Linked DNA regions of Homo sapiens: region 2 is linked to region 1. Evidence: chromatin loops called from intact Hi-C (ENCODE). Cell type or tissue: PC-9. All regions are shown on one strand. Each heading gives the region's core, and the rest is flanking DNA. Links, peaks and the distances in the headings are about the cores only.

What was found. Hi-C counts contacts between places; a loop is a spot of excess contacts. Peaks named below come from ENCODE experiments on the same cell type or tissue, not always from the same donor. Only the 100,000 strongest peaks of a DNase experiment are listed, where the experiment ranks them.
Region 2: a loop joins it to region 1, with 9 times the contacts of the local background. A loop is called at or near these places in 7 of 110 quality-filtered maps.

The regions. Positions count from the first base shown.
Region 1 is chr19:13,165,168-13,174,233 of GRCh38, reverse strand. No RefSeq gene overlaps it. Among named protein-coding and RNA genes, the nearest start is that of IER2, 19 kb to the right of the region's middle. RefSeq lists enhancers at 1,610-1,659, 1,700-1,759, 3,611-4,111, 4,112-4,612, 6,305-6,932 and 1 more. In PC-9, for the core only: no CTCF peak of the experiment used is centred there; a DNase peak (open chromatin) is centred at 4,243; H3K4me3 peaks cover 454 bases; H3K27ac peaks cover 2,500 bases.
Region 2 is chr19:13,846,514-13,855,579 of GRCh38, reverse strand. No RefSeq gene overlaps it. Among named protein-coding and RNA genes, the nearest start is that of MIR23AHG, 8.1 kb to the right of the region's middle. RefSeq lists enhancers at 938-1,883, 8,410-8,589 and silencers at 7,534-7,739, 7,560-7,829. In PC-9, for the core only: a CTCF peak has its summit at 4,789; DNase peaks (open chromatin) are centred at 4,259 and 5,019; H3K4me3 peaks cover 1,576 bases; H3K27ac peaks cover 2,174 bases.

The sequences.
Region 1 (9,066 bases), core at 3,093-5,592:
CACTGCACTCCAGCCTGGGCGACAGAGTGAGACACCATCTCAAAAAAGAGAGAGAGAGAAAAAAAAAGCCAGGTGTGGTGGCTCACGCCTGTAATCCTAGCACTTTGGGAGGCCGAGGCGGCTGAATTACCTCAGGTCAGAGTTCCGGTCCAGCCTGGCCAACATGGTGAAATCCTGTCTCTACTTAAAATATAAAAATTAGCCGGGCATAGTTGCAGGCGCCTGTAATCTCAGCTACTCAGGAGGCTGAGGCAGGAGAATCGCTTGAACCAACGAGGTGGAGGTTGCAGTGACCCAAGATTGCGCTGTTGCACTCCGGCCTGGGCAACAAGAGCAAAACTCTGTCAAAAAAAAGTGTGAGGGGGACAGGGGAGGAGGGGACAAATAGGAAAGTTGTTTAGCTTTGCAGGGTCTCTGTCAAAACAGCTCCACTCTGCCACAGTCACGAAAAGGCAACCACAGACAATGTGGACTCAAATGGGTGTAACCTGTGTACCCTGAATTCATGAAGGCTGGAATTGCAATTTCATATAATTGTTATGTATCATGGAATACTCTTATTCTTTTGTTTTCAACCACTTAAAAATGTAAAAACCATTCTTAGCCCAAGGGCCGTGCAGAGACAACAGACGAATGCCACCTATGGGCTGCGGTTTGCCGACCTGGGTCCAGTTGGCTTCTTGTTCTCCCGCACGTTGTTGGGGGCTGGCACAGGCTAGGCTGTACCCACAAAGGTGTTGCATGAATGAACACTGCGTGCATGAATGGTGGCAGCCAGCCGGGCCAGCAAGAGAACCCTTCCATCATCACCTCTTTCCTGAACAGCCTTGGGAAAGCCACTTAACCTCTCTGGGCCTTGTGTTTACAGCTGTAAGTGATCCTGATGTTAGTCTTGCTGGTTTGTTTTGAAGATGCTAAATGTATCTGGCCCACACAGGGCCTGCCTCAGCCTTGGTGGGGGCCTAGTGATTCCCACTCCTCCTCCCCAAAGCTGACAGGCTGTCTTTAAAAGGGAGAAGGTGGCCAGGCACGGTGGCTCACACCTATAATCGCAGCACTTTGGGAGGCCGAGGCAGGCGGATCATGAGGTCAGGAGTTGGAGACCAGCCTGGCCAACATGGTGAAACCTCATCTCTACTAAAAATAGAAAAAATTAGCCGGGCGTGGTGGCAGATGCCTGTAATCTCAGCTACTCCAGAGGCTGAGGCAAGAGAATCACTTGAACCAAAGAGGCAGAGGTTGCAGTGAGCCAAGACCGCACCACTGCACTCCAGCCTGGGCAACAGAGCGAGACTACATCTCAAAACCAAAAAAAAAAAAAAAAAAAAAGGGAGAAGGCAGGAGCATCCCCACACTGGCTCAGGGCCCCCCACCATCACTCCTCAAGCCCGCCGAGCCGGCGCCAGGGCCTGGCCAGCACCACACACACACTCTTCTCCTGGCCTAAATATATTCCAACCTCAGAGACGTTCCACGCCCCATGCTCACTTCTGCCTTCCTGCCCTAGCGTGGTACCCGGAAAAAAAAATCCCACTGAAAGAGGGCGGGTAGAGGAGGAGGAAGCAGGAGAGGGCAGTGTGGATGGTCTTGACATGTGGCCTCAAGGGTCCTGACCTTTATGGGGATGCTGGGATGGCGGAGATTGGAGGATGATAAGGACCTCCATTCTGTTTCTCTCCTCTTCTCAGTCGCTCTGAGTCACCATTCTGGCAGCCCCTGGCCTAGAGCCAAGGTGAAGTGGGACATGAGGGCAGAAGGCAGGCAGGGAGATCTGCTTGAGTCTCTGGTTTCTCCTCCACGCCCACAGGGGCCATCGGTCTTGGAGCACACACCCTAGCACCCACCCAGTAAATCCGGAGGCAGGATCAGGGTACCCCAAGCCCTCTGGCTCCGGGGCCACCATTGCCACCACCCAACCCTGGGAACCAGGAAATAGAACAAGGCAGCCTGACTCCACCCACCTCAGGCTGCCATCCAGCAAGCCCACCCACCAGGAAATGGGAGGCTGGCACCCCTCACTCCAGGTAGAGGGACGGTGCAATGGGCCATGCTATGGTCTCACCAATCCCTTCCCAAGATTCTGGAACCCGCAGATCACCTCCACCATAAGGACTCGATCCAGGCCCAAGATGAGAAAACACATGCTCCTGGCCAGGCGCAGTGGCTCATGCCTGTAATCCCAGCACTTTTGGAGGCCGAGGCGGGCAGATCTAGAGGTCAAGAGATCGAGACCATCCTGGCTAACATGGTGAAACCCTGTCTCTACTAAAAATACAAAAAAATTAGCCGGGTGTGGTGGCGGGCACCTGTATGTAGTCCCAGCTACTTGGGAGGCTGAGGCAGGAGAATGGCATGAACCCAGGAGGCGGAGCTTGCAGTGAGCCGAGATGGCGCCACTGTACTCCAGCCTGGGTGACAGAGCAAGACTCCGTCTCAAAAAAAAAAAGAAAAAGAAAGAAAGAAAGAAAGAAAAAAAAAGAACACATATGCTCCAGCTGGGCACGGTGGCTCACACCTGTAATCCAGCACTTTGGGAGGCCGAGACGGGTGGATCACCTGAGGTCAGGTCAGGAGTTCGAGCCGCCAGCCTGGCCAACATGGTGAAATCCCATCTCTACTCAAAATAAAAAAATTAGCTGCGCATGGTGGCGGGTGCCTGTAATCCCAGCTACTCGAGAGGCTGAGGCAGGAGAATCGCTTGAACCTGGGAGGCAGAGGTTGTAGTGAGCTGAGATCGTGCCACTGCACTTTAGCCTGGGAGAAAGCAAGACCTCATCTCAGAAAAAAAAAAAGAAAAAGAAAACACACGGTCTAAGTTACTTTGCAGGTTGGTATGAGTATGGACAGGTAGAACAGGTGAAGCAGGCGGCAAGGCTGCGCCCCACCCCACCCCAACATTTGGCAACATCTGGAGACATCTTTCATTGGCACAGGGTTGAGGCCAGGGCTACTACTCAACATCAAAGATGCACAGGGTAGCTCCCTGCACAAAGAGTGATCTGGCCCCACATGGAGAAACCACAGGCCGGGCGCAGTGGCTCATGCCTGTCATCCCAACACTTTGGGAGGCTGAGGCAGGAGGATTGCTTGAGGCCAGCCTGGGCAACACAGAGAGATCCCCATCTCTGAAAAAAAAAAATTCTTTTTTGAGATGGAGTTTCACTCTATTACCTAGGCTGGTGTGCAGTGGAGCAATCTTGGCTCACTGCAATCTCTGCCTCCCAGGTTCAAGTGATTCTCCCACCTCAGCCTCCCAAGGAGCTGGAATTACAGGCACTCACCATCATGCCTGGCTAATTTATATATATATAATTTTTTTTTTCTTGAGACAGAGTCTCACTCTGTCGCCCAGGCTAAAGTGCAGTGGAGTGTTCTCAGCTCACTGCAACCTCCATCTCCCGGGTTCAAGCAATTCTCTGCCTCAGCCTCCCAAGCAGCTGGGACTACAGGTGCCTGTCACCACGCCCGGCTAATTTTTGTATTTTTAGTAGAGACAGGGGTTTCACCAGGTTGGCCAGGCTGGTCTCGAACTCCTGACCTTGTTATCCACCTGCCTCGGCCTCCCAAAGTGCTGGGATTACAGGCGTGAGCCACCATGCCTGGCCTAAGAAAAAAACTTTTTAAATTAGCTGACCATGGTGGCCCACATCTGTAGTCCCTGCTACTCAGGAGGGTGAGGTGGGAAGAATTGCTTGAGCCTAGGAGTTTGAGGCTGCAGTGAGCTATGATCATGCCATGAGCTCCAGCCTGGGTAACAGAATGAGACCCTGTTTCAATAAAAAAACAAAACACAACAAAACAGGAGTTGGAAGACAAAGTTTTGGAGAAGAAGTGAGATTCTCACTGGCCTGGAACACCAAGCAAGAGGGGGCTTGGGGCTGCCTGGGTTGCTGGGAAGAGCTGCCAAGGGACCTGTCCAGTCTGGGGAGTGGCCAGGCCAGCAGGGAAGACAGCAGGAGCATCCCTCCTAGCTGAGCATTGTCCCCATCTTTTCAAAATTTACAGGTCAGCTGCCAGGGAGGGAGCCACCCAGAGCAGAGGATGGGCTCACTCGGGTTATCTGGGACAATCACAGGTAACCTCAGTCTGTCTGAGGCAGCCTGAGGGTGGGGCAGAGAATTTCCCAGGAGCCCTGTGGGGTGGGGTGTGCCTGGCTGTGTGGGACCCGCTGGGCCTGGACAAGGCAACTCTGAGAGTTAAGGAGACCGAGCTAGCCCGTCCAGTCTGACCAGAAACCCAGGCTCAAGGTTGGGATATGAGGCCATGGGGGTGGATCCTAGCTCCAGACTCCCAGCCTCAGGGACAGGGCTGGCTTAGTCATCGTGGAACCACTGGGAAGTTGAGGGATGTGTGTGCCTGCCCCACCCTCCACCCCAGGGATGTCCAGAGAGTCATGAGAAAGAGGGACAATGACCAGGCGTAGTAGCTCATCACAGTACTTTGGGAGGCAGAGGCAGGAGGCTCACTTGAAATCAGGAATTGGAGACCAGCCTCAGCAACATAGCAAGACCCCATATCTGCAAAAAAAATTAAAAAATTAGCCAGGCATGGTGATGTACACCTATAGTCCCAGCTACTTGGGAGGCTGAGGTGGGAAGATCACTTGAGCACAGGAGTTCAGGGCTGCAGTGAGCTATGATCATGCCACTACATTGCAACCTGGGTGACAGAGTGAGACCCTGTCTCTAAAAAAACAAACAAAAGAAAAAAGAAAAAGAAGAAAGGCCGGGCTCACGCCTGTAATCCCAGCATTTTCAGAGGCTGAGGCTAATGGATAACTTGAGGCCAGGAGTTTGAGATCAGCCTGGCCAACATGGTGAAACCCTGTCTCTACTAAAAATACAAAAATCGGCCAGGCATGGTGGCACATGCCTGTAGTCCCAGGTACTGGGGAGGCTGAGGCAGGAGAATTGCTTGAACCTGGGAGGTGGAGGTTGCAGTGAACTGAGATGGCACCACTATACGGCAGCCTGGGTGGAAAAAAAAAAAAAGTCAAGTAAAAGAAAGAGGCACAAGCCTGGGAGAAAGGAGGGGAACCAATGAGGATCCCAGGCATATGGAGATACAGCAGTGCCCACTCAGTGCTCAGAGAACAAAGGCCCTCCCATGAACACCCCCAATTACAAGTGGCCTCATCATAGCACTGCTGCCCTGCCCCTGCCAGAGCTGCAAAGCAAAGCAGAGAGAGGTTACATTATAGACATGTAACAAATGTTCTTATGTACGCCATACATATGCAAAAATAACTGATTTTCTTGAGACTGGGCCTTGCTTTGTTACCCAGGCTGGAGTGCAGTGACATGATCATAGCTCACTGCAGCCTCAAACTCCTGGGCTCAAGCCACCCTCCCGCCTCAGCCTCTAGAGTAGCTGGGACTACAGGTGTGCGCCACCACACCTGGCTAATTTTTTGCAGAGATGGGGGTGTGGTGGTCTTGCCATGTTGCATAGGTTGGTCTCGAACTCCTAGCCTCAAGTGATCATCCCACCTCAGCCACTCAAAGCTTTGGAATTACAGGCATCAGCCACTTTGCCTGGCTTAATTTTTTTTTTTTTTTCAGATGGAGTCTCAAAGTCTGGAGCAATGAAACCTCCTCCTCCCGGGTTCCTGATTATCCTGAGTCAGCCTCCTGAGTAGCTGGGGCTACAGGTGCATGCCACCACCACCAGCTAATTTTTGTATTTCTAGTAGAGTCAGGGTTTCACCATGTTGTCCAGGCTGGTCTCGAACTCCTGACCTCAAGTGATCCACCTGCCTCGACCTCCCAAAGTGTTGAGATTACAGGCGTGAGCCACTGCACCCTCTGAAACCCATGGTGAAACCCTGTCTCTACTAAAAATACAAAAAGTAGCCAGGTGTGGTGGCGCACGCCTGTCGTCCAGCTACTCGGGAGGCTGAGGCAGGAGAATCATTCGAACCTGGGAGGTGGAGGTTGTAGTGAGCTGAGATCACACCACTGCACTCCAGCCTGGGCGACAGAGTGAGACTCTGTCTCAAAAAAGAAAAAGAAAAAGAAAAAAAACCTCCCAGACTGAAGAGAAGGCTTTGGTAGATCCAGGGGCATGCACCCTCAGCTTCCCCCTCCAAACTGGCTTCATATCCAACCCTCATGGGAGGGAATTTCTGGTCCCAAACAGCATGACAGTACTTTGAAAATTCCAGTATCTGTTTATAAGGTAGTGTCCGCAGGGATTTGGAAAGTGTCTGGAGAACGCGTGGAAGGCAGCGCGCAGACTTTAGTGGCCTCCCCCAGCCAGCAGCACGAAGGGGTAAAAGGGTCCCAAGAGCCCCACCCCACCTACCGCCACCTCATCCTGAGTCTGAGAGCTGCAGCCCGCACAGACCAGGCAGTGAGTAATTGCAGGTTTGCTTCAAGCCTTCCGGGTCGTGAGAAACCAAAGTTTCACTCCGGAAGGGCGCGCCTCGGCAGCAGGGGAGAGAAGGAAGGGGGTTGGGGGTGGGGTGGTCTCAGGTGGAGGTTGGCAGCGAGCTGGCCTGGAGCCCAGGCTCCAGAGCTTACCAAGCCCCAGCTGCTGGGCCCCGGCCCCTCTGGCCTCTGACACGCCCCTGACTAGGCGGCCTCCCGACAGGCCCTCCCTGCCCCCCGGTCTAAAGGCTGAAGCAATGAGCCATTTCCTTTCCCGTGAACTCAGCCAGGGCCCCGCTGATTGCAGACACCACCAGCAAGGATGGGTACCAGGAAATGGCGGGGGCAGAGGGAGGAGATTGCAGCAGCCTCTCCAGTCTAGCAGTTTGATCATGCTCAGTAAATAATGTTTACAAAACAAGTAAATAAACAAGTGAGGGTGGGGCGCAGTGGCTCACGCCTGTAATCCCAGCACTTTGGGAGGCTGAGACAGGTGGATCACGAAGTCAGAAGTTCAAGATCAGCCTGGCCAAGATGGTGAAACCACATCTCTACTAAAAATACAAAAATTAGCCGGGCATGGTGGTGCACACCTGTAATCCCAGCTCCTCAGGAGGCTGAGGCAGAGAATTGCTTGAACCCGGGAGGCGGAGGTTGCAGTGAGCCGAGATCGCGCCTTGCACTCCAGCCTGGGTGACAGAACGAGACTCCATCTCAAAATAAATAAATTTAAATAAACAAGTGAACAACAGCAAACAAAAAACTTTGTCTTTACCCAGCCCCTGGACTGAGCGTGCACAGATTGACCCCTGGGGAAGTGTTCATCCTGCAGAAAGGGGAGAAGAGAGGAAAATGAAGTGAAGTGGCAAATGATTCTAAGAGGGAACCTGGTGAGTGATCAGCCCTGGATATGAGGAAAGAGAAAACAGGTAGCCCAGGAGTGGCAAGGAGACCTGGGGTGCGGCTCTCAGCTCCCAGAAGGAGCTGGTTCCTTATCTGAGAACCAGAGATAGAAGCTGGGTTTAAGCAAAAGTTCACCAACCAGGACAAAGGTCCTCACACTCTCCTCCTCCCCACCGAAAAGAAAAGAAAAGAAGAAAAATCCGGCCGGGCGTGGTGGCTCACACCTGTAATCCCAGCACTTTGGGAGGCCGAGGCGGGCAGATCACGAGGTCAGGAGTTCGAGACCAGCCTGACCAACATGGTGAAACCCCGTCTCTACTTAAAAAAAAAAAAAATACAAAAATTAGCTGGGCACGGTGGTGCACGCCTGTAATCCCAGCTACTCAGGAAGCTGAGGCAGGAGAATTGCTTGAACCTGGGAGGCAGAGCTTTCAGTGAGCCAAGATTGGGCCATTGCACTCCCACCTGGGCGACAGAGCAAGACTCCATCTCAAAAAAAAAAAAAAATCCAGGAGAGGAAGAATGTCAATGGGCTTTGCTTTACTGGACAGGGTAACCCTGGACACTTTGTTTAACCACTCTGTGCCTCAGTTCCCCTCAGTTCCCTCATCTGTAAAATGGGGCTAATGAAAGTGCCTACCTGGTGGGGCACAGTGGCTCACACCTGTAATCTCAGCACTTTGGGAGGCTGAGGCAGGCAGATCACCTGAGGTCAGGAGTTCCAAGACCAGCCTGGCCAACATGGTGAATCCCCATCTCTGCTAAAAATACAAAAATTAGCTGGGCGTGGCGGTGCATGCCTGTAATCCCATCTACTTGGGAAGCTGAGGCAGGAGAATTGCTTGAACCTGGGAGGCAGAGGGTTCAATGAGCTGATATCGCGTCACTGCACTCCAGCCTGGGCAACAGAACAAGACTCCACTTCAGAAGGAAAAAAAAAAAAAAGGCCGAGCGCGGTGGCTCACACCTGTAATCCCAGAACTTTGGGAGGCCAAGGCGGGCGGATCACCTGAGGTTGGGAGTTCGAGACCCACATGGCGAAACCCCACCTCTCTACTAAAAATATAAAATTAGCCGGGCATGGTGCCCATGCCTGTAATCCCAGCTGCTCAGGAGGCTGAGGCAAGAGAATCACTTGAACCCAGAGACGGAGGTTGCGGTGAGCTGAGACCGTGCCATTGCACTCCAGCCTGGGCAACAAGAGTGAAACTCCGTCGCGGGGGGAAAAAAAGGCCTACTTTAGGGCTGGGCTGGGCACGGTGGCTCATTCCTGTAACCTCAGCACTTTGGAAGGCCGAAGGCAGGAGGATCACTTGAGCCCAGGAGTTAAAGACCATCCTGGGCAACATAGCAAGACCCCTAAAAAAAAAAAGAGTGAAGTGCCTACTTTTTATCCTGACCCAGGCTTGTGGTGAGGATTAAACAAATGCACGGAAGTGACCAAGTACAGCATACCTTCAGGGCCTGGGGCTGCCATAAGCATCAGTAAGTCTCTCTCTTGACTATGGGAGAGGTTATCTTACCCGTAAAAAACCAGAAGCCTCCAGGGCAGAAGCAAAGTCTCTGGGGCCTTTGGAGGCTCTCGGAATCTTCCGAGGGCATTTCTCAGACTCTCTGTGTAAACAGAGGGGACTTGGCTTGAAGCCTCAATTAACACAGCAGTTAATTCCCCCAACATGACTTCTCAGGGCTCCCAGGAGAAACAAACCGTTTCCAAGGCTCCCAGCCCACTCCTGCCCCTTAGGGAGCTCCTAGACTGCCGTGTCCTCTTGGTAGGCCCCTGAAAGAACTTCTA
Region 2 (9,066 bases), core at 3,408-5,907, 680 kb before region 1:
AGAATGTTGGGGGGTGAAATAGAAAGTGATTTCTTTTCTCTTCTCTTTTCCTTTTCTTTCCTTTCCTTCCTTTCTTTCCTTTCTTTTTTTGAGACAGAGTCTCGCTCTGTCACCCAGGATGGAGTGCAGTGGCATGATCTCGGCTCACTGCAACCTCTGCCTCCCGGGTTCAAGTGATTCTCCCAACTCAGCCTCCCGAATAGCTGGGACTACAGGCATGTGCCACCATACCTGACTAATTTTTGTATTGTTAGTAGAGACGGGGTTTCACCGTGTTGGCCAGGCTGGTCTCGAACTCCTGACCTCAGGTGATCCACCTGCCTTGGCCTCCCAAAGTGCTGGGGTTACAGGCGTGAGCCACCACACCCGGCCAGAAAATGATTTCTAATGGGCTTGAGATTTCTTTTGCGGGTGATGGAAATGTTCTAAAGTTGGGCAGGGCGTGGTCACTCATGCTGTAATCCCAGCACTTTGGAAGGCCGATGTGGGAGGACTGCTTGAGCCCAGGTGTTTGAGAACAGCCTGAGCAACATAGCAACGCCCTGTCTTTAAAAAAAAAAAAAAAAAAAAATGGCCAGGCGCGGTGGCTCACGCCTGTAATCTTGCGGATCACGAGGTCAGGAGATTGAGACCATCCTGGCTAACACGGTGAAACCCCGTCTCCACTAAAAATACAAAAAATTAGCCAGGCGTGGTAACGGGCGCCTGTAGTCCCAGCTACTCGGAAGGCTGAGGCAGGAGAATGGCGTGAACCCGGGAGGCGGAGCTTGCAGTGAGCAGAGATGGCGCCACTGCACTGCAGCCTGGGCGACAGAGGTAGACTCCGTCTCAAAAAAAAAAAAAAAAAAAAAAAAAAAATTAGCTGGGCGTGGTGGCGGGCGCCTGCAGTCTCAGCTATTCCAAAGGCTGAGGTGGGAGGATTGCTTGAGCCCGGGAGGCAGTGGTTGCAATGAGCCAGGATGCCGCCACTGCACTCCACTCTGGGCTACACAGTAAGATCCTGCCTCAGCGAAAAAAAAGGCCGGGCGTAGTGGCTCCTGCCTCTAATCCCAGAATTTTGGAAGGCTGATGCAGGCGGATTGCCTGAGCTCAGGAGTTGGAGACTAGGCTGGGCAACACGGTGAAACCTCATCTCTACTAAAATACAAAAAATTAGCTGGTGTGGACCAGGCACAGTGGCTCACGCCTGTAATCCCAGCACTTCCGGAGGCCAAGGCGGGCAGATTACTAGGTCAGGAGTTCGAGACCAGTCTGGCCAACATGGTGAAACCCTGTCTCTACTAAAAATACAAAAATTAGCTGGGCGTGGTGGTGCTCGCCTGTAATCCCAGCTACTTGGGAGGCTGAGGCAGGAGAATCGCTTGAACCTGGGAGGCGGAGGTTGCAGTGAGCCGAGATCACACCACTGCACTCCTGCCTGGGTGACAGAGTGAGACTCTGTCTCCAAAAAAAAAGGAATGTTCTAAAATTTATTGTGGTGATGGTTGCATAAGTCTATGAATATTCTAAACACATTTGACTGTATACAGTCGTCCCCCTTATCTGCAGTTTCGATTTCCTCGGTTTCAGTTATCCTTGGTCAACTTTGGTCCAAAAATATTAAATGGAAAATTCCAGAGGCTGGGCGAGGTGGCTCACGCCTTTAATCCCAGCATTTTGGGGGGCCGAGGCAGGCGGATCACCTGACGTCAGGAGTTCGAGACCAGCCTGGCCAACATGGTGAAACCCCGCCTCTACTAAAAATACAAAAATTAACCGGGCGTGGTGGCACGCGCCTGTAATCCCAGCTACTCGGGAGGCTGAGGCAGGTGAATGGCCTGAACACGGTAGGCAGAGGTTGCAATGAGCAGAGATCACACCACTGCACTCCAGCCTGGGTGACAGAGCGAGACTCGGTCTCAGAAAAAAAAAAAAGAAAGAAAATTCCAGAAATAAAACAAGTCATACCTTCACATTCCAGGCCGTTCTGAGTAGTGTGATGAAATCTCCCACAGTCCTGGGATGTGAATCATCCCTTTACCCAGCTTATCCATGCTGTCTGTATAGGCTACCAGTCTGTTAGTCCCTTTATAGCCATCTCAGTCAACAAATAGAAAAAGCAAAGTGGTCAGCCGAGGTGGCTCATGCCTGTAATACCAGCACTTTGGGAGACCAATGCAGGAGGAGGATTGGTTGAGACCAGGAATTCAAGACCAGCCTGGGAAACATAGTAAGACCCTGTCTCTAAAAAAAAATAAAATAAAATAAAATAAAATAAATGTGTATAAATAAGCTGGGTGTGCTTGCACATGCCTGTAGTCCTAGCTACTTGGGAGGCTGAGGCAGGAGGCTCACTTAAGGCCAGGAGTTGGAGACCAGTCTAGGCAACACAGCAAGACCCTCACGCCCCGACCCCCACAAGATAAATAAATTAGCCAGGTGTGGTGGTGCTCACCTGTAGTTCCAGCTACTCTGGAGGTTGAGGTAGAAGGATCCTTTGAGCCCCGGAGCTTGAGATGGCAGTGGTGAGACCTTGTCTTAAAAAATTTTGATCCTGGGCTGGGCGTGGTGGCTCACGCCTGTAATCCCAGCACTTTGGGAGGCCGAGGCAGGTGGATCACCAGGTCAGGAGATCGAGACCATCCTAGCTAACATGGCGAAACCCCGTCTCTACTTAAAAAATACAAAAAATTAGCCAGGCATGGTGGCACACGCCTGTAGTCTCAGCTACTTCAGAGGCTGAGGCAGGAGAATCGCTTTAACCTGGGAGGTGGAGGCTGCAGTGAGCCGAGATCGCGCCACTGCACTCCAGCCTGGGTGACAGAGACTCCATCTCAATAAATAAATAAATATTAAATAATAATAATTTTTTTTTATCTTAAAGCTGGGTGTGGACATATTTGCCTGTATTCCCAGCTACTCGGGAGGATCCCTTAAACCCAGGAGTTTGAGGCCAGCCAGGGCAACATGGAGACACCCCTATCTCTAAAAAATAAACAAACAGGTCAGGGCCCAGGGGCTCATGCCTGTAATCCCAGCACTTTAGGAGGCTAAGGTGGGCGGAACTCTTGAGGGCAGGAATTCGAGTCAGGAATTCCAGACCCGCCTGGGCAACACAGCATAACCCTGTCTCTACAAAAAAAAAAAAAAAAATACAAAAATTAGCTGGGTGTGGTCGCTCTCACCTGTGGTCCCAGCTACTTGGGAGGCTGAGGTGGGAGGCTCAGCTGAGTTCAGGAGGTCGAGGCTGCAGTAAGACGTGATTGTGCCACTGCACTCCAGCCTGGGCGACACAATGAGACCCTGTCTCAATACATAAATAAATACAAATTGGCCAGGCGCAGTAGCTCACGCCTTTAATCCCAGCACTTTGGGAGGCCAAGGCAGGCGGATCACCTGAGGTCAGGAGTTCGAGACTGCCCTGGCCAACATGGTGAAACCCCATCTCTACTAAAACTACAAAAATTAGTTGGGCATGGTGGCGTGTGCTCGTAGTCCCAGCTACTTGGGAGGCTGAAGCAGGAGAATCGCTTGAACCTGGGAGGCAGAGGTTGCAGTGAGCCGAGATTGTGCTACTGCACTCCAGCCTGGGTGACAGGGTGAGACTCAGTCTCAAAAAAAAAAGTAAATAAATATAAATAAATAAATAATAAAATTAAAAAAAAAAATCTCAATTCTTCCGCTAGTAGAGTGCCTCCCTGGAATCCCATCCAGCTTGCTGTCCTTCTCACTCCAAGTTTAAGAAGGATAGAAAGGTGGGGGAGACTGTTTCGGGGCAGGCAAGGAGGGGAGGCCTAGGCAGGAGGTGTGGTGAAACCCACCATATGTGCCCTCAAGCACCCTCTTTCTCTGCCAGAGGCCACAGGCTTGGAAGAACCATGTCTCTTCCCAGGTTTCCTTCTCAGCCTGACTCGAAGCGTCCTGGCCTGCCCGCCCCACCAGACAGTCTGACTCAATTTGCCCGCTGTGTGCGTGGGCCCTGCGCGTGTGACCCTCCACCATTCCAGTGACTCAGGCAGCCTGGAAGCCCCCTCCCCGGGGGACACCCAGCTTCCTATGGTGACTTTTCACAGACATGGCTGAAACTGGCTGGCGCCTCCCAGACCCAGGCCGGGCTCCTGGGGGCAGCCCAGCAGGGCCTCGGCCCCACAGCCCACCCCTAGAGAGGGCCTAGGGGGTGGGAGTAGGGGGTGGGGAACTCTTCTCAAAGGGCCTTTGTGGGAGCAGCTGGGGGGGCTAACGGGGGACCCCGCCCTGTGTGACTCAAGCCTCATTGCTGGGCGGTGACTCACCCCCAGGCCCCCCTTCTGCCTGCCCGCAGCAGGTGCTGTGAGCCAGCTTCGGGATAGGGGCCTCTGCAGCCATGGTCATGCCACCCTGCCCTGGACCTGTGACTTGCCACCCACTTCTAGGGGTTCCAGTCTTGCCCTCACCTCCTTGCCCTCCTGAGCTCGGACCACAGAGAAAACCTCCTACATCCCGTCCCTCCGTGGGGCAGCAGACATGGTACTGAAATGTGCCACGCATTGTCTCACTATGAATTCACGGGATTCTCAAACCACCCGAGAGGCAGGGTGTTTGTTCTTGCTACTGCCCTGTAACAGATGCGGAAATTGATTCTCCGTGAGGTTGCAGAGTTTAACACAGGAGATTCACGTGCAGAATCTGGGTGTCCCAAACTTGCTGCCCCGCAGTGTCACTGCGTGATCATCTCAGCTGCTTTAAATGCCAGTGGTGGGTTACTGCACCCTCCAGTGTCGCTTCTTTTACTGACGGGTAAACTGAGGCAAGGAGCCTTGAAGTCACAGATCAAGAGTCAAGAGTAAGAGGCAGGGCTGGGATTCGAACCGAGTCCGAGAGCCCGGGACCTGCTCCGCCGCTTCCCCACGGGCCTCCGGCGCCCACTTGGGGGCTAAGGCGCCCCCGCCGCCGGGCCCCTCCGGACGCCGAGGCCAGCCGAGATCGGGCCGCCGGCCAGGCTGCTGGGCGCCGCGCCCGTCCGCATCACGCCGCGGTGAGTCACCGCGCGCCGGCCCCGGCCCCGCCCCCCGCGCCAACAAACAGCGCGTTGCTCGGCAACCGCCACCGCCCTCCAGCGCGGACCTGGGTTCGAGCCTCAGGCCGGGGTGCGCGCTAAGAGGGATTTTGGGACTCCGTAGTCTTCCCTAGATTAGGGGTTCAGATCAGGCCTGTAATCCTGGTGGGCACGGAGGTGATGGTGAAGGAGACAGCTGTGGTCCAATGAAGGTGGGGAGGGCTGAGGGTGGCTCTCTCCAATCCAGACCCACCGGGGCTCCCCAGAAGTGGGCGGTCAGGTCAGGAGATGGCGGCTGGGCCAGAGTTGCAGCTGAGAGGTCGAGGCCATTTTCCTAAGGGATTTGGGGAGCTGGCCTGGCGGGAGCTGTCAGGAGCGCTGTGATGAGGGCTTTTTTGCATCCTCCCCACCCCTGCCGACCTCCCAAACTAGCTAACACTTAATGAGCACGTTCTATGTTCTAAGCCTGTTCTATGCATGTGTGGGCCTATGTGTATTAACTCATGTAATGTTCACCATGAAGTCGGGCGCGGCGGCTCACGCCTATAATCCCAGCACTTTAGGAAGCCGAAGCCCGTGGATCACTTGATGTCAGGAGTTCAAGACCAGCCTGGGCAAAATGGTGAAACCCCGTCTGTACTAAAAATACAAAAATTAGCCGAGCGTGATGGCCAGCACCTCTAATCCCAGCTACTTGGGAGACCGAGGCAGGAGAATCGCTTGAACCCGGGAGGCAGAGGTTGCAGTGGGCCAAGATCGTGCCACTGCACTCCAGCCTGGGTGACAAGAGTGAAACTCCGTCTCAAAAAATAATAATAATAAAAATTAAAAATAGTGTTCACCATGGCCCTCTGACGTTTCATTGACATTCTCATTTTACAGATGGGGAAACTGAGTCAACAGAGGGTCAATGTCCTTTGCCAGAGGATGCACAGCCAAGCTGGCATCCGGGCTCCCAAACCTGTCTCAGGAGGGTGCATGCCTGGCCTTGGCAGGGCCATATCTGTGGGAGTCTTCAGGCGTTGTGGGGATAGGTGCCAAGGCTACATTGAAGTGTGGGTAGGTTATGCAAGTGGGGGATGGCGCCTGGTGGGCTCCTTGGGGGCTGTCGACACATGATACTGAAGGCTGTGCACTACAGAGGTTGCACCAGCACCCCCCTAGACTTCCCATGCCATCTGAGTGCAGGGAGAGAGTTTCCCAGCACCAGCTTCAGATGGCCTGAACTCCGGGCTCCCTGGCACCCCAATAGTCACCACTGAGCCGCCCACAGGACCCTTAAGGGAGCTGCCTGAGGGGCCTTCCGGAGCCCCAGATCCTATGGGGCGGGGAGAAGAGTAGATACTAGCATCTCAGACACGGAGATGGACCAGCTGCCTGGGAAGTGACCAGCTTTGAGTCCTGTAAGAAATGTCCATTTGGCTCACATGACCAAGTCAATCACTCAAATGGTTGAGTTGGGGAGATGGCTGAGTTACAGGGATCCTGGACAGTCTAAAGCCAAGAAGGTGAGGAGGGCTTCTCGGAGGAGGTGATACCCTGGGAACTGAAGGATGCTCGGGAGTTGGCGAATAACAGGCAGGACCTTCCTGCGGGAGAGGTTGGGACACCAGGAACTTTTCCAAGTGGAAGGTAGAGGGGACACGTGATTGGATTTAACGGGCTGTCTCTGGAGAATGGCTAGAAGGCATAAGGAAAGTCGGAGAGGACCAGGGAGGTGGCTGTTGGAATATATTTAGGCCAGAGATGATGGTGACTTAAGGATACAGTTGGCAGATTTAACAAATAAAAAATACAGGACATCAGTTAAATTTGAATTTCAGATACAGAACAAGTAATTTTTTTTTAGTATAAAACTTTTTTTTTAGTATAGCGATGTCCCCAAAATTGCATGGGACATACTTATACTAAAAAAAGAGATCCGCTGTGTATCTGAAAAATTAAGTTTCACTGGGTGTCCTGTGTCTCATCTGGGAACTGTACTTGGTGGAGGGGGGTGGGTCTCAGGGGCCCCTGGGGAGGGGGAAACGATCATAGCTAACACTCAGGGAATAAATGCACTTTATTTTTCTTTTTTATGTGTTTTCATTTTACTTATTCACTTTTTCGTAGAGATGGGGGTCTCACTATGTTGCCTAGGCTGGTCTCAAACTCCTAAGTTCAAGCGATCCTCCTGCCACAGCCTCCCAAAGTTTTGGGATTATAGAGTGAGTTGACACTCCTAACCCAACAAATGCACTTTGAAGTGAGTACTGCTATCATGCCCATTTTACAGCTAGGTAAACTGAGGCCTGGAGCAGTTTTGCTCTTGTCGTGTGTGTGCGGGGGGGGGGCTTTTTTTTTTTTTTGGTAACTTGTTTATACTGTTAGGTTAGGAAGTGGGTGACCCTCGATTGGAACCCAGGCATGTTGGCTGCAGTCCCTCAACTCTCAGAACTTGAACCCCCTCCCCCACGGGATTGGTGGGGGTGGTTGGACACTATGGTTCCCTGGGTTCCTGGTGACCCAGCTAAGGGCCTTTCTCATGGGATGCGCTTCCCCAGTCCCCCAGCGCAGCCTAGGCTCTGTGGCACCCCTACTTGCCCCCCTCCTGCCAGGACAGCGAGGCACTGGGAGGGACGGGAGGCGGCCTCAGGGGGCCTCCTCTCCCGGCTGAGGCTCGGCCTCGCCCTCCTCCAGGCTGGGAGGATCCGCCGTCTGCGCCGCCGGCAGGGGGAGGGGGCGGGTTATTTTTACCTCCCTCCAGGCAGCCGGGGCGACAGGAAGTGAGCGCGCGGCCCGCCAGATGTGGGGAGCCAGGGAGCTGGGAACAGCCACAGCTGGACTGGCGGCCGGCCGGGAGCGGGGTTAGGGGGGAGGGTGTGTGGAGGGTGGATCCCCAGGCCTCCGGTCCCCTCTTTGTTCCCCGCCGCCCCAGCCTCCCCTCCAAAGACCCCTCGTCCCCATCCCCCGCTCATGTGGGTCGTGGCCTCGCTGTCCCTCATCTGGGCGCCAATCCCCTCGCTGGCTCGAGGGCTCTCAGATCCTGGGCAGGGAGGGGGACCCTGCCCCTCGCCCCAGGGACCCCCAGGTCCCAGCAGAGTCGGGGGTAAGAGGGGGAGACGGCCTCTCGCCGGCCCCGCCTGCCACCGCCATTGTTTACCCGTCGGCTGCCTCCTAGGAAACTTAACCCGCCCGCGGTAATTTTATTTGGGAACTTCGGCCAGTTGCCATAGCAACCCCCAGTGACGTCAGAGGGGCTGGGGCCCGAAATCCCCGGGAAAGTGGGGGGGATGGGATGGGGGGGAGACCCCCAGAAGGGCTCTCCTTAACCCTCTGCGTACCAGATCCCAGCCAGGCAGGGACAGCCAGATGTGACACTTCTTGGGTGCGCCCCCCCAGTTCTGGCCTGGGGCCAGGTCAGGGTGGCAGGCCAGGCCTTGATGTCATCGGGAGCTGGGTGGGTGGTGAGTCATTCCTGAGGTGGGGGCTGGGCCAGGCCTGGGGTCTATTCCTGTCTGACCTGCCCCACCAGTGCCCTTGAGCAATACTGGGACCCTTCCCCGGGGATTTCAGGCACCTGGCTGGGAGTCCCCACAGATCCCTGGGACCTCTCTGCCCTTCTGAACCATTATGTAGGTAGACAAAGTCTTTCCTGGTGCTCCAGACACCAGGCAATTGAGTTTGTCACGGTGAGCTGGGGCCACCGTGTAATGTCCTTCTCCGGATGTGGGGAGTGGCTGGTGCCCTGGTGAGGGGGCAGGGATGTGGTGGGATCCCGGCTCAGTCCATAACACAGCTGGTCGCCAGGGCAACAGGAGGCAGGGGCCCTGACTGGCATGGGGGTCACTGCCGCCAGCCGGGGGCTGGGCTGGGAGGAGCCACTCTAACCGCAGTGACGTGGGACTTCCTCGGCAGGGCCTGTTTGATGTCTCTGTGTGTGGCGTTGCCATGGGGCCCAGCAGGCAGCCCTGCATGTGAGCTGGGGTGACCTGTGGGCCGGCTGGGCCTGTCAGGGTCCCTTGATCCAGGTGTACCTGGTGTATCACTTACCCTCTTTCTACCTGCGATCA